2 separate regions of the Homo sapiens genome follow, and region 2 is linked to region 1. Evidence: chromatin contacts called from ENCODE Hi-C data. All regions are on one chromosome and are shown on one strand. Each heading gives the region's core, a stretch centred on a gene start or an enhancer-like site at or near the end of the contact. The rest is flanking DNA. Distances are from core to core; before and after follow the strand shown. Region 1 overlaps LOC105378102 (a long non-coding RNA gene). Region 2 has its middle 650 kb from the start of QKI.

What was found. A loop is a pair of places that touch in the nucleus more often than their neighbours do. Pooled maps may share reads with other maps.
Region 2: a loop to region 1 is called in a pooled map, with 2.1 times the contacts of the local background. The contact joins two enhancer-like sites. A Hi-C loop is called at or near these places in 3 of 168 maps with a recorded cell type or tissue (Right ventricle myocardium inferior, astrocyte of the cerebellum and posterior cingulate gyrus) and 2 of 50 pooled maps.

Annotation. Positions count from the first base shown.
Region 1 is chr6:164,008,785-164,015,134 of GRCh38, reverse strand. The region is part of intron 4 of LOC105378102 (a long non-coding RNA gene); the gene reads right to left. Among named protein-coding and RNA genes, the nearest start is that of QKI, 600 kb to the right of the region's middle. Within about 2 kb of position 4,599, at least 3 of the 41 ENCODE cell types and tissues checked have a DNase peak (open chromatin) inside an H3K27ac peak, as active enhancers do.
Region 2 is chr6:164,064,989-164,071,212 of GRCh38, reverse strand. No RefSeq gene overlaps it. Among named protein-coding and RNA genes, the nearest start is that of QKI, 650 kb to the right of the region's middle. RefSeq lists an enhancer at 1,162-2,361. Within about 2 kb of position 1,696, at least 6 of the 41 ENCODE cell types and tissues checked have a DNase peak (open chromatin) inside an H3K27ac peak, as active enhancers do.

The DNA of each region.
Region 1 (6,350 bases), core at 3,350-5,849:
ATCCCTCCAATCAAGAAACCCAGTAAAAAGTGAAGGACGCAATTTAGGTAAGTCAGAGAGAATTAAGAAAAAAATAATTACAGGTGAATAAGACAATAGTTTCATTTCATAGGTCTGCCTTTGCCTTCACAAGGAAACAACAGAAAGCATGGATGTGTCTCTATGCAGGCTCACGTCACGCTCCAAAACCACATGCAGACGGCAACGGGAACCCCACAGCTGTGAACCTGCTGATGAAAGCCAGTTGCACTGGCTGTTGGGATTCTTGTGCCAAATGCACATTTGGGAACTAACGTGGGAAGAGTGTGCAGAACAGCTAAGATTCAGCGCTGGATTAGCACTTACAAGTGGGGGTCCTGGGAGCTGTTACAGCCCAAGACCACCTTCCTGACTTGTCCTGCCTCAGCTGGAGGCCAACAGAACACCTCAGTAGGAGAGCAGGATGATGTGGGTCCAAGATTCGGCAATACTGTGAACACACAGAAGTGTTTTTAGGGAAGTAGGTAAAGAAAGAAGAGAGATTCGTTTGTCTGAAGGAATGATGGCGTCCTTCCATTGTGAACAGTTGTTGCTGGCTGTGAATTGGTACTATTGACAGTCAGGCTGAGAAAATACAACATCCTTCTTGCATTTAAATTTTGGGTCCTGAGATCAGACGCAAAAACTGTTTGGGGAACCATGACTGATCCTTGCCAAAATCTTTATTCGTTCATGGTGAGATGAGAAAAATAATGACAATGTAGAGAGTTTTCTATAAAGCTAAATATAGTCATAAGCATTGTCTTATTTTTCCAAATTTAACTTTCTTCCCTCTTTTTTCATGTGAAATGTTAAATGTCTTATGAAATTCTAATGATATATATGAGGTAATAGTCGTATCTTCTTGGTTTAGTTTATAATGTCCTTGTTGGCAAAATACAGGTTTGGCAACCCTGTCAGACCTCACTGTTGTTGGAGGATTATACTACTCTGGGGAAATTGAAAAGTCCAGAGCCCATTCTCCTAGAGGGGCAGTAAAACAGCTGCTCCAGAGGGCAGTCTACTCTCTTTCATCAGCAGAAATTATTGCAGCATCCAAACAAAACCCAACAGCCTGGAGGGCAGCTCTGATAAGCTCTTGCTTTGCTGTGTGGGTGAGCCTGTACCCTGGGGCTCCTGCTCTACCTCCTGCCTTGGAGACAACTCATAAACCAGAAGAACTCAAAGGGCTTCTTGAAACATGCCGCAGGGTATACAACAAGCTTTGCCATCAGAGTAGGGAACCAGTGTCCCTCATTAGAATTAAAACCTAAAAGTTTAACCTCTTTATCCTTCCTTGAATGTAAGTTATTCCAAGATACATTTCCAAGAACAGAACATGGGAGAAACACTCTGCTTATTACTCATCGAAGCAGGGAATTATGAGTGATTCACGACGCATGTTATCTCAGAAAATTATTTCCTAGAGACTCCCTCTCTCTGGGAAAGGGTTATTTTTTAACCCTCCTGACCCACGGCAACTTCTTTCTCCAATGGGAATCATTCATTGTAGAGAAACTTACAGAGAGACCACATGATATGAGAATTGACAGATTGAGCAGACCAAGATTCTAGCTCTAACCACAAAGTCTTTGATCTTAGACTTTTTGGAGTTTTTTATTTTGGCTATGCCTGATGATCTCTAATGTCTCTTCCAGCTCTAAACATTGGATCTAGGATGGATTGAAGGTTAATGTTAAATTAACCTTCAATGTTAAATTGACCTCAATGGTTAAATTAATGAATTATCAATTCATTAATTTATTTAATAAATGGTGAGAACGTATAGTGTCATGCTTATTGAATGGAATTTGGACCCAGTCAACTGGGCTTGAATTCTGGCTCCATTAAGGGAGGAGACCACCCCACATATTGTCTTATGCCCAATTTCTGCCTCCAAAGAAAGAAGAAGTAAAAACTAAAAGGCAGAAATGAAATCCACAGGCAGACAGCCTGGCGCCGCGTCCTGGGCCTGGTAGTTAAAAATCGACCCCTGACCTAACCGGTTATGGTATCTATAGATTCCAGACATTGTATGGAAAAGCATTGTGAAAATCCCTGTCTTGTTCTGTTCCTTTCTGATTACTGGTGCATGCAGCCCCTACTCATGTACCCCCTGCTTGCTCAATCGATCACGACCCTCTCACACGGACCCCCTTAGAGTTGTGAGCCCTTAAAAGGGACAGGAATTGCTCACTTGGGGAGCTCGGTTGTTGGAGACATGAGTCTTGCCGAAGCTCCCGGCCGAATAAAGCCCTTCCTTCTTTAACTCGGTGTCTGAGGGGTTTTGTCTGCCGTTTGTCCTGCTACACTATCACTTCTTATCTGTGTGAACTTGAGCAAATCACTTGAACTCTCTGAGCCTCAGTTTCTTATCTGCGTAGTAAGGAAAATAATAAATCAGTGATGGCTGATTGCCCGGGTTTAAATGACATAATTGACTAGAACAGTGCTGGGATATAGAAAGCACCGTATCAGGAATTCTTCTCGTTAAAATGATATACCATATTCTGTACTAGGCATTTGAAATAGTAAGACCAAGTCACCATTTTCAAGGAACTTATATAATAGCACATTAAGGAAATATGTAAGCAATTAAAAATAATGCAGCATTAAAAATTTTGGCATACAAGTCCAAAAACAAACAACAAAACACCTACAAAGTCTCCAATAAACTTAGGAATTCTCCCAGAACACAGCAGTGAGTTCCTCTGCCCCCTTTACTTGAGCACATACATGTCTGGTTGCAATTCCATTCATTCGTTTTTGTTTTTGTTTTCTATTCATTTGTTTATTCACTCTTTCAGTCATTTTTTATGAATCAAATATTCACTGATTAATTATCTATTTTCTCAACATGTGTGAATCCAAACACAATCACTGCTTCCTGTGCACACACGGCTGGCTTTCTCTTCAATTCTGTCGTCTTCATATACCTTCTCTAAGACAGTTCTCCCTGACTTCATACCTTTTTTTTTTTTTTTTTGGACTTGTATGCCAAAATTTTTAATGCTGCTTTTATTTTTAATTGCTTACATATTTCCTTACTTACTATGAGTTCCCTGAAAATGATGTCTTGGTCTTACTATTTCAAAAGCGTAGTACAGAATATGGTGTATCATTTTAACAAGAATTCCTTATATAGTGCTTTCTATATCCCAGGCACGGTTCTAGTCAATTATGTCATTTAAACCTGGACAATTACCCATCATTTATTTATTATATTCCCTACTACACAGATAAGACACTGAGGCTCAGAGAATTCAAGTGACCTGCTCAAGTTCACACAGATAATAAGTGATAGAGCCAGAATTCAAGCCCAGTTGACTGGGTCCAAATTCCATCCAATAAATATGACACTATACATTCTCACCATTCATCGAATAAATTAATATATTGTTAATACCCATTGGCCTCACAGGAATGTGGAGAGGCATAATATACAATAATTTCATCCCATTTATAATATACTCAAAGGGCAGAAATTTCCTAATGATCTCCAGATTCCGAAATTCTATTTTATGCAGAATTTTAATAGTTTATATCTGTTTATTATATAATATCTCATATTACACTAATTACACAACTCTTTGGGGCCATTCCATGATAAACTTCTCCACTGAAATGAACATATTTCTTATCTCCTGAGTCCTGCTCTAATTCTCCTTCCAAATCAGTCTGCTAAGTTTAACTTGTAAATAAATTTACTTGAATGGCTCAGGTTTTCATCGGAGAAAAAAAATTGCAATTAGGTGGAAAATTCATGATTTTTGAAATGAGAAATAAATCTCAAGGTGTAGTCTTGATTGAAAATATTTCCACGAGTAAATGGACAAATAAAAAATGTGCTTTCCACCTTTATTATTCACTGAATATTGACTAAATAAATGCTGAACTGTGGGCTGTTCACAGATTAATTTGCCAGTTCAATGTGCAAACTCCTCTGAGGCTTCCACAAGCTGGACTCAGTCCTCGGTTAATTTCATTACAGCTTGAAGAGACTAGATAAAAAGGAAGATGAATGATACTTGAAATTAGTATTTCCTCCTCCAGGGCTAATCTACAAATCAGGTATTATCAATTTCTTATCCTGTTCCCAAATCAAATAAATTCAGAGATTCTATCCTGGCTGCATTTGAAACAGAAATCCCCAGTGACCCAAGACTCACAGCTGTGGTTCACTTGCTCCTTCCCCAACTTAGAAACAGATTCATTAATTTGGACTTAGATTTCAGCCTTGGCTCCCATTGAAGGGGAGGGGTGGGAGCGAGAGCTTGGCAACTTCCTGAAGACCTGGAGGAGTTAGACCTAAATACATCAGTGCTTCCTTTTATAAGATACAATAGGAACTTGTGAGGATTCCTTCTTTATTGGTCATTTAATTTTCCTCTTTTTAAAGGCATTCTTTGGTAATGTGGCCCCCTTAGCATCTTAAATATCTTGCATGCTGTTACAAAGACACCATTCAGGGCTTTGCGGGCCAGAGCACTGTGGTATCACAAACACAGGAACTGGGAAGCTTCGGAGTGTTCCCAAGGCAGGCCTCCACGGCTACAGACAGTTGGCAGAGGGCAGCCAGGCTCTGAGAATAGAAGACAACATGAATGCATCGGAAACAAAGGGCCGGGGGAGGCTGGACCCATCTTCACTGGGGATAGAAAGCTTTCATCCACAAAACCACCTAGTTCTGTTCTTGTTCATTCCTCCTTTCTCTTATCTTCCCATCGGCATTCCTGAATAAGCCACAGTGCTATACACTGTAGAAATTCTGTAAAACACAGAAATGTGACTTTGTCAGGGAACCTGGAACGTACCTTGGCGGGTTATCCACCACATTTGCTACTTTTATTGGCAAAGTAACCTAGGATATAAATACGTGTTTTATCAAATGAAAAGCCGAGTTTAACTTCTGGATGACATATCCTTGAGACCACGAAAGTTCTGTCATTCAATGGCAGTAATATTGTGACAGTAATATCACATTGGCTCACCTACCCCCTTCCCTCCCCGCACATAAAAAGTTCGGAAGGCTAAATGACAGGCCATGATTTGAAAATCAAGAGGTCTTAAAAATAATTGACTTCATGTAATTATCAGTAAGTGGATCCAAAAGTCCTCAATGATCAATTAACCACTGATCCACTGATCGACGATCAATTAACCACTGATCCGCTGATGGCAATTTAAACCATCCACCAAGAGAATAAAACAGCATCTGCTTTCTCTTTATCTAAAACCAAGACAGGAGCCTTACTGTCCTTTGATATTATATTATTGTATATGGCATATTATTTCCAAATAATACAATTGCTACACAGCATTGTTACAGTAACTAAAACAGGCTATTCAATCATGCTTGTTCAAAAGTAAAGAATCACTAGCATCTTTCTCACAGGATAAAAGGAAACTGCAGAAACCCGGGTTCTCTGATGGCAATACTCAACAAAAAGCCATTTCTTTTGAGAGTCCCATTTAATCCGGGTCATTGAAAGGCAGTGGGCATTAGAAATTTAGAATTTCAGCCGGGCATGGTGGCTCACGCCTGTAATCCCAGCACTTTGGGGGACCAAGGTGGGTGGATCGCTTGAGGTCAGGAGCTCGAGACCAGCCTGGCCAACATGATGAAACCCCATCTCTACTAAAAACACAAAAATTAGCTGGGTACAGTGGTGCAGGCCTGCAGTCCCAGCTACTCAGCAGGCTGAGGCAGGAAAATCGCTTGAACCCAAAAGGCAGAAGTTGCAGTGAGCTGAGGTAGTGCCACTGCATTCCAGCCTGGGCAACAAGAGTGAAACTCCATTTCAAAAAAAAAAAGAAAGTAAAGAAATTTAGAATTTCACTTAAACCCAATAACCATGGCAGAGAATTTGACTTATGAGAAATATTAACGAAGCCTAGAAAACTAGCCTTAAAATCCCCAAATTTCCATTTGCTCATTCAAAACAAGTTCCAGATAAGCAAAGTGGAGAATTTCTCCTCACTCAACTACCAGTGCCCACATGTCTTTCTAAGCTTGTGCTTAGCTTGCAGCTTTTATAAGATTCTTCCCTGAGGCTGTTTCAAAGCTGGAGGTTCCATACAAAGACGTAGGCAGCTTCCCCCGAAGACCATCTCTCAGATCTCACTGGCATTCCAGCTCATCTTTCCTCCGAGAGATGATTGAGCATTTGTTCTGGCTCACTGACTCCATCAAGTCCTGGAACTTCTGAGTGAGATGGTTTTCAGCTTTTCCGACCTCTGCAGGGTACTCTTGCCACCTCCATTCCAATGTCCCTCACCTGTGGAGTGCTGACTCTCACCTGGACAGCGCAGGATGCGAAGGGCCAAAAGAT
Region 2 (6,224 bases), core at 447-2,946, 59 kb before region 1:
TTCCCCTGGATGGGAGCCCCTTGAAGGTAGGGACTGCTGGGGTTCCTCTCTCCATCCCAGTACCCAGGATCCCAGGTAGATGCTCAGTGTTGCTTGTAAATGAGTACAAATGAATACATCAGTTGGAGTACGTGTGGAATAGCAATTCTGAGTATATGCCCAGAGAGCCACTCATAAGGGGAAGACAAGTGACTTACTCTTTATCCATGCAGTAAGCAGAAGCATATTTGTCAGTGTGACCTCATTTACTGTCCCTACAGCAGAAACACTCCTAAGACTCTCCCCCAACAAAACATATTCAGGTTTCTGTCTCAAAAAATTCATATTTTGGGTCAAAAACTATTCTGTTCATGATAGTAGCATGAAAACAGTCATGCTTAAATGTTGATTATTTCATTCTTCACATATGTTTTCAAGCAATCTTAAATAGGCCTTTAAGTAAACATGGTCTCAAAGAATTGATTTCAAATTGTACGATAGGAATTGGAAGAGGAAAATGACAATGGACGTGGCATTTTACAACCTCATCTGCAACAGTTACAGGTCTAAATTCAATAGCGAGTCCCTCTCCATTTGTATATTGTAATGGGTACACCTGAAAAAGGCAGCAAGAAAAAGAAATTAAAGTCTATTAATAACTAACGCATAGGTTTTTAATGTAGGACATGGGCTTTCAGGATCTTACATTAAAAAAACACACTTCCTCAATGCTTCAAATTCTCTAAACTTCTTACATTACAATTTTATTCTATGAAAAGAAACCTTACTTTTAGTACCTGAGTTCTCAAAATATTTTAAAAATTCATACAAATTTCTAAAGAAAGGTATTAAAGAAAAACTGTTTTCTCTGTACAAGAATAAAATCGTAGGCATGTTTCTTTCCAACTTTTCACACTTGCTTTTTATTTTTGTCTTTTGTACTTTTGCCAACAAAGGAGAAGCTCTTTCTGCAACTGCTCGTCTTTCTACTACAACCAGGTTAGCCCTACGGTGCCACTTTTTAAAATATCAACTGACCGGTATTGAGTGCTGATAAGTTGTGCGGTATTGCTTTGACACTACTTCTTCTGCAAAATTAAGCTAATTCTTTAAAAATTAAATATCAAGTGGTTCATAATAGGGTACAATTATTAAAACAAGCAGTTTGTTGATTATTTCTTCCTGCTTCCATGGAAGAATCAAAGTATTCCAAATAGAAAGCTCTAATTCTCATGCCCCTTATGTAAAAAGCTCCTGCGGCCAGTAAAGGGTTACTGACCCAGAACAAACACATTAATAAGCTTTAGTAATTATATTTGGGTCATTTTATTTTAAACCATGAAATCAAAAGCTCTGTTCACATTAGTGCATGAGTTGCTGTAACTAGCCACTGGGACTTCCTTGATACACAAGCCATCTGTGAATGTGCTCAGAATTTTTTCATTCTAGACACAAAAGTTTCATCTGTCTCCTTTTTAACCTACTAGTCATCTTGTTCCCTCTCCAGGGCCATACCCCGACAAAACCTCTCAACATTCCTTTTGCAGATAATTGGGAGATTTCATTGGGATGAACAAAAAGGAAAGAAGCTTCTGATGCGTTGGCATCCACTGTCTTTCAATTAAACCATTCAGCGAGAGGCCAAGGCCTACCCCATCCTGTGCAGTCAGGAATGGCTGGAGCATCGTCGGAAACCGTGGGCGCTGGGCCAGGGATGCCGGGGAATGACATCATTTCATTGTGTTCGCATGACCATGGAAGGCCTGTGTTACACACACCGGATGAAGTCACCAGAATGCTAGGGAACAGAGAAAGCCAGGGGTAAGAATAAAGAAACCCTTGGCAAAGGCTTGGGAGACAGGAAGGTTGAAAAGAGGGGCAGAGAGGAGTCTGTGTTTATTGTCAGTGGTCTGGCATTCTGGGTTTGAAAATAACATCTGCTTCACTCGCTGCCTTCCCTCCACCTACCCACGGGCTCTGGGACCCAGGAACCTCGACGGAGCAGAAACCCGTAGGCGCCATCGCTGGGATATTTGCCAGTTACAGCTCATTTTTCTCCATGTCAGGATACAAAAAAGAGAATGGAAGAAGGGAGCTTGATACACATATATCTTAAAACTCTTATTTTGTCAAAAAAATGTACAGTTTTAGCAGCGGCACTTTTTTAAAAAAGAAATGTTATTTTTCTCACAATCCTTCTTATATTCCTGGAAATATTTTCTATATTCCTCAAAAGGCAAATATTTACTTAACTCAGGTTTTATAAACTGGAAATAGATTGCCTAATAATGAAGAAAATAAGAATATACAAATGTATGAATATGAAATATATATGAGATATTCATATCTATATGGAAGAAGACCAAAAGTGTATTAATAATGAAGCAAATAAGGATGTACATACATATATATATGGAAACAAAAAGTAGATTAATTTTGCAGAGTATAATTTTACCCTTACATACTCCAGTGTGTATTATGCAACAATAGGAAAATCTTTTTCCATAACCACAGTGGAGTTCTCCACTTGAGTCACTTTCACGTTGATACAGCACAGTATCTGATCCACATCTGTATTCCATTTTGCAGTTGCCCGATAACGTCCTTTATAACTTCTGTTCCCTCCAGGACAGGATCCAGCCTAGAGTCAGATACTGCATTTAGTTGTCACGCATCTTCAGTCTCCTTTTATCTAGAACATTTCCTCAGCCTTTTTCTTTTACAACGTTGAAACTGTTGAAGAATATCGTGCCCCTCCCCTTTTGTTAGTAGGCAGGTCCTCACTTTGGGTTTGTCTGTTGCTTCATCGTGATTGGATTCAGGGAGTGCATTCTTAGCTGAAACACTGCAGAGGTGACGGTGCGTCCGGGGAGTTACACCTGGAAGCACGCAGTGCTCCTCTCTTCCTCATCTATGGTGTTAATTTTGATCGCTCAACCAAGGTGTTGTCCAATTTCTCCACCTCATTATTTTTTGAACTGAACAAGCAGATTGTGAGGAGATATTTTGAGCTCCTCGTCAAAATTTCCTCTTAAATTTGCCATCCACTGATGATTCTTGTCTGATCCAATTTTTATTCTAACACACGCAAAACTCCAGCACTGTCTCCACATTTCCCACATGGCCTGCCACTGTGAGGAAGACCTCGCCCTTCTCCCTTATTTGTTTATTTGTTTACCCACTTATTTATCTATTACTGGATTGCTCTTGTGATCTTGGTGCTCAAATGCGCATACGGTGCTGAAATAAATTTATAGTAACTTTGTGCTTTAGTTTTTAAAAATAATTAAATTACATATGTGCACATATATACATATCCACATAAAGTGTGTGTGCATGCACATGCATGCGTGTGTGTGCATGCACATGCATGCATGTGTGTGTGCATCAACCTAAGGGCCACAAAGCAACACAAAAAGAAATTCATATCATGTGACCCACATGCTTAAAAAATTATTAATAACTCACTGGGTCTTATAAATGGCATTCTACCAATTTTGAAAATGTATGTTGGCATAAGCAAAACACATTGAGATTATTACCAACCTAAACAATCCCTAGTCTGCACAAAATACAAAGAACTGTGGTAAAATGAAATGGCGACTAGTCCATCTTCCACTGTGGGCCATGGAGGACGCTTCTGGGAAAGACATTAAAATCTCCATAATTATTATTTAACATGTATTCGGCACCATAAACGTACACAGAGAAGTGTGATAAATGAAGCTGTGCCCCATCAGTAACAGTGTCTGCCCTGAGGAGTTGAGAGCCTGGAAAGATGGCATTCATACGCCTAATTGGGCAGTCCTGCACCCTAGGGAGAAATATCTTCTTGAAAGGATATGTTGCTTTCATGATACATTTAGGAGCCTATAGGTGAATTATATAAATTACTCCTTTTATAAATTACTCTTCAACATGATTATTGAAATAGCATAAATAAAAAAGAAATTTACCAACACAGCCTAGTGAGAAAGGTAATCTGTGTTATCAAGTAACCCTCAGAGGTTTAAAACTGCCAAACTGAACCCCTTCGCCTGCTCCTGTACCCCAAGGGCAGGCTGAGTTAACAAACCCTGTTGATTTATGTATCCAGCTGCAGAGAGGCCAAATCTCTGCTTTCCCCTGTGCTCCACATTAATGAACAGGGATGGAGCAGTGAGATGAAAATCAGGAATTGGAAGCACACCAGTGACTGAGTAAACTTAGGTGAATGTGCGACCCTTCCTGAGCCTGTCTCTGAAACACTACCAGTAGCCCTCAGCCCCTCTCTGTATCAAAACTTGATTTATGTGAATAGCTCAAGTCTGCCTTTTCTATATAATTTGAAAAGCATGCGTACTTAATAAAGTTTTGGGAATTTCATTCGGAACATCATCCCAAAACTTTGGTAACGCTTGGCTTTTACCCCATTTACTTTAATATAAGGAAGAGAACCGCTTAATACTAAGAACCACTTAATAATAATCTCTTTCCATAGTACCTATTTTCAGTAAAACAAACAAAATAAAAAACAGAAACGCTGTCATATAAACTTCCTATTTCTCTCACTTTTTAACATATTCAAGATAAAGCTAGACACTCTGGAGATGCCTAATAACACTCGATTTGGGATATCCGCCAAGATGTGCAGCCTTAGAGGGCCAGCTTTACTTTTAACATTTGCACGATGCCTCCCTTGGGAAATTTTTCACCTCTCACAGCCCTCTCCTTGGCCTACCCTCTCTCTCAAACCTGACATCATCCTCACTCCAAACTTTTAACAGCTTGGAATTTTGTTTGGGGAAAGAAGAAGAGCTGAACGTCTCTGCCTTGACTTAAGCAGGAATTTGGAGTTTGTAGGCGTTTACCCTTTTAACAGTGAAGCACCAGCAAGCACCAAAATCTACAGTATTTCCTTCTATATGAACCATTTTTTAGGGAAGCCAACCTCCTTCAATTTGTTTTCTTTAAAGGAAAGGGAAGTAACAAAAAGACATATTATCCCAATCTGTGGTAAAAAATACACAGGGACATTGGCTTTCATGTTTCTGGACTTCTCAGTTCTCTCTTATTCTAACTTTATCCTTGGATATGGGACATGCTGTTGAATCTCTTAAGGAAGTGTGTCAGGAGAAAACTCAGAGAGGGTCATGGAGGTACCCCTGGCCCTAACCAAGCTACAAGAACTGTTTCCTTTTATCTTCTAAATCTTTCTTACTTTAAAAAGAAGGATTAAAAACTCTCTCTTCACTTGGTTTTCCAGCAAGAAAACTTTTTCTCCTATAAAACAAATAAACTTCCTACTACTTTTTCCATTATACCTATTGGCTTTATATCATATGTATCGTGTACATATGTATCATATATATCATGTAAAACATGATGTTTTGAAACATATACATTGTGGAGTGACTAAATCTACATAATTAACATCCATTACCTCACATAATTATGACTTTCGTGATAAGAACATTTTACATCTACTCTCTTAGCATTGTTCAAGAACACAATATATTACTATTAACTATAGTCACCATGTTGTATAGATCTCCTGAACTGATTCCTTCTGTCTAACTAAGCTTTTGTACCCTCTGACCGACATCTCCGTGACATCCCCTACAAATCACCCCAACCTCTGGTAACCAGCATTATACTCTCTGCTTCTATAAATTCAACCTTTTCAGATTTCACATATGAATGAGATCATATGGCATTTATCTTTCTGTGCTTGACTTACTTCACTTAACATAATATCCGTCAGCTTTATTTACGTTGTCACAAATGACAGAATTTCCTTCTCTTTCAAGGCTGAATAGTATTTCCTTGTGCATATATAAGAAAATACAGAAAATGTTTTCCTATATTTAAGCAAAAATACATGTAAGAATATATGAATATATGTAAGAAAGTGTAGCACATTTTTTTTAACCGTTTCTCTATTGATGGACACTTAGGTTGATTCCATATCTTGGCTATTGTGACTAGTGCTGCAATGAACATAGGAATGCCGACATCTCTTCCACATACTGACTTCATTCCCTTTGGCTCTACACCCAGTAGTGTCATTGCTGGATCACAGGTGGTTCTGTTGTCCATAATGGCTGTTCTAATTTGTATTCCCACCAACAATGCACAAGGGTTCCCTTTTCTCATATTCTCACCTACACTTGTTATCTTTTGTCTTCTTGATAATAGCCATCCTAACAGGTGTAAAGTGATATCTCACTGAGTTTTTAAATTTGTGTTTCCCTGATGATTAGTGA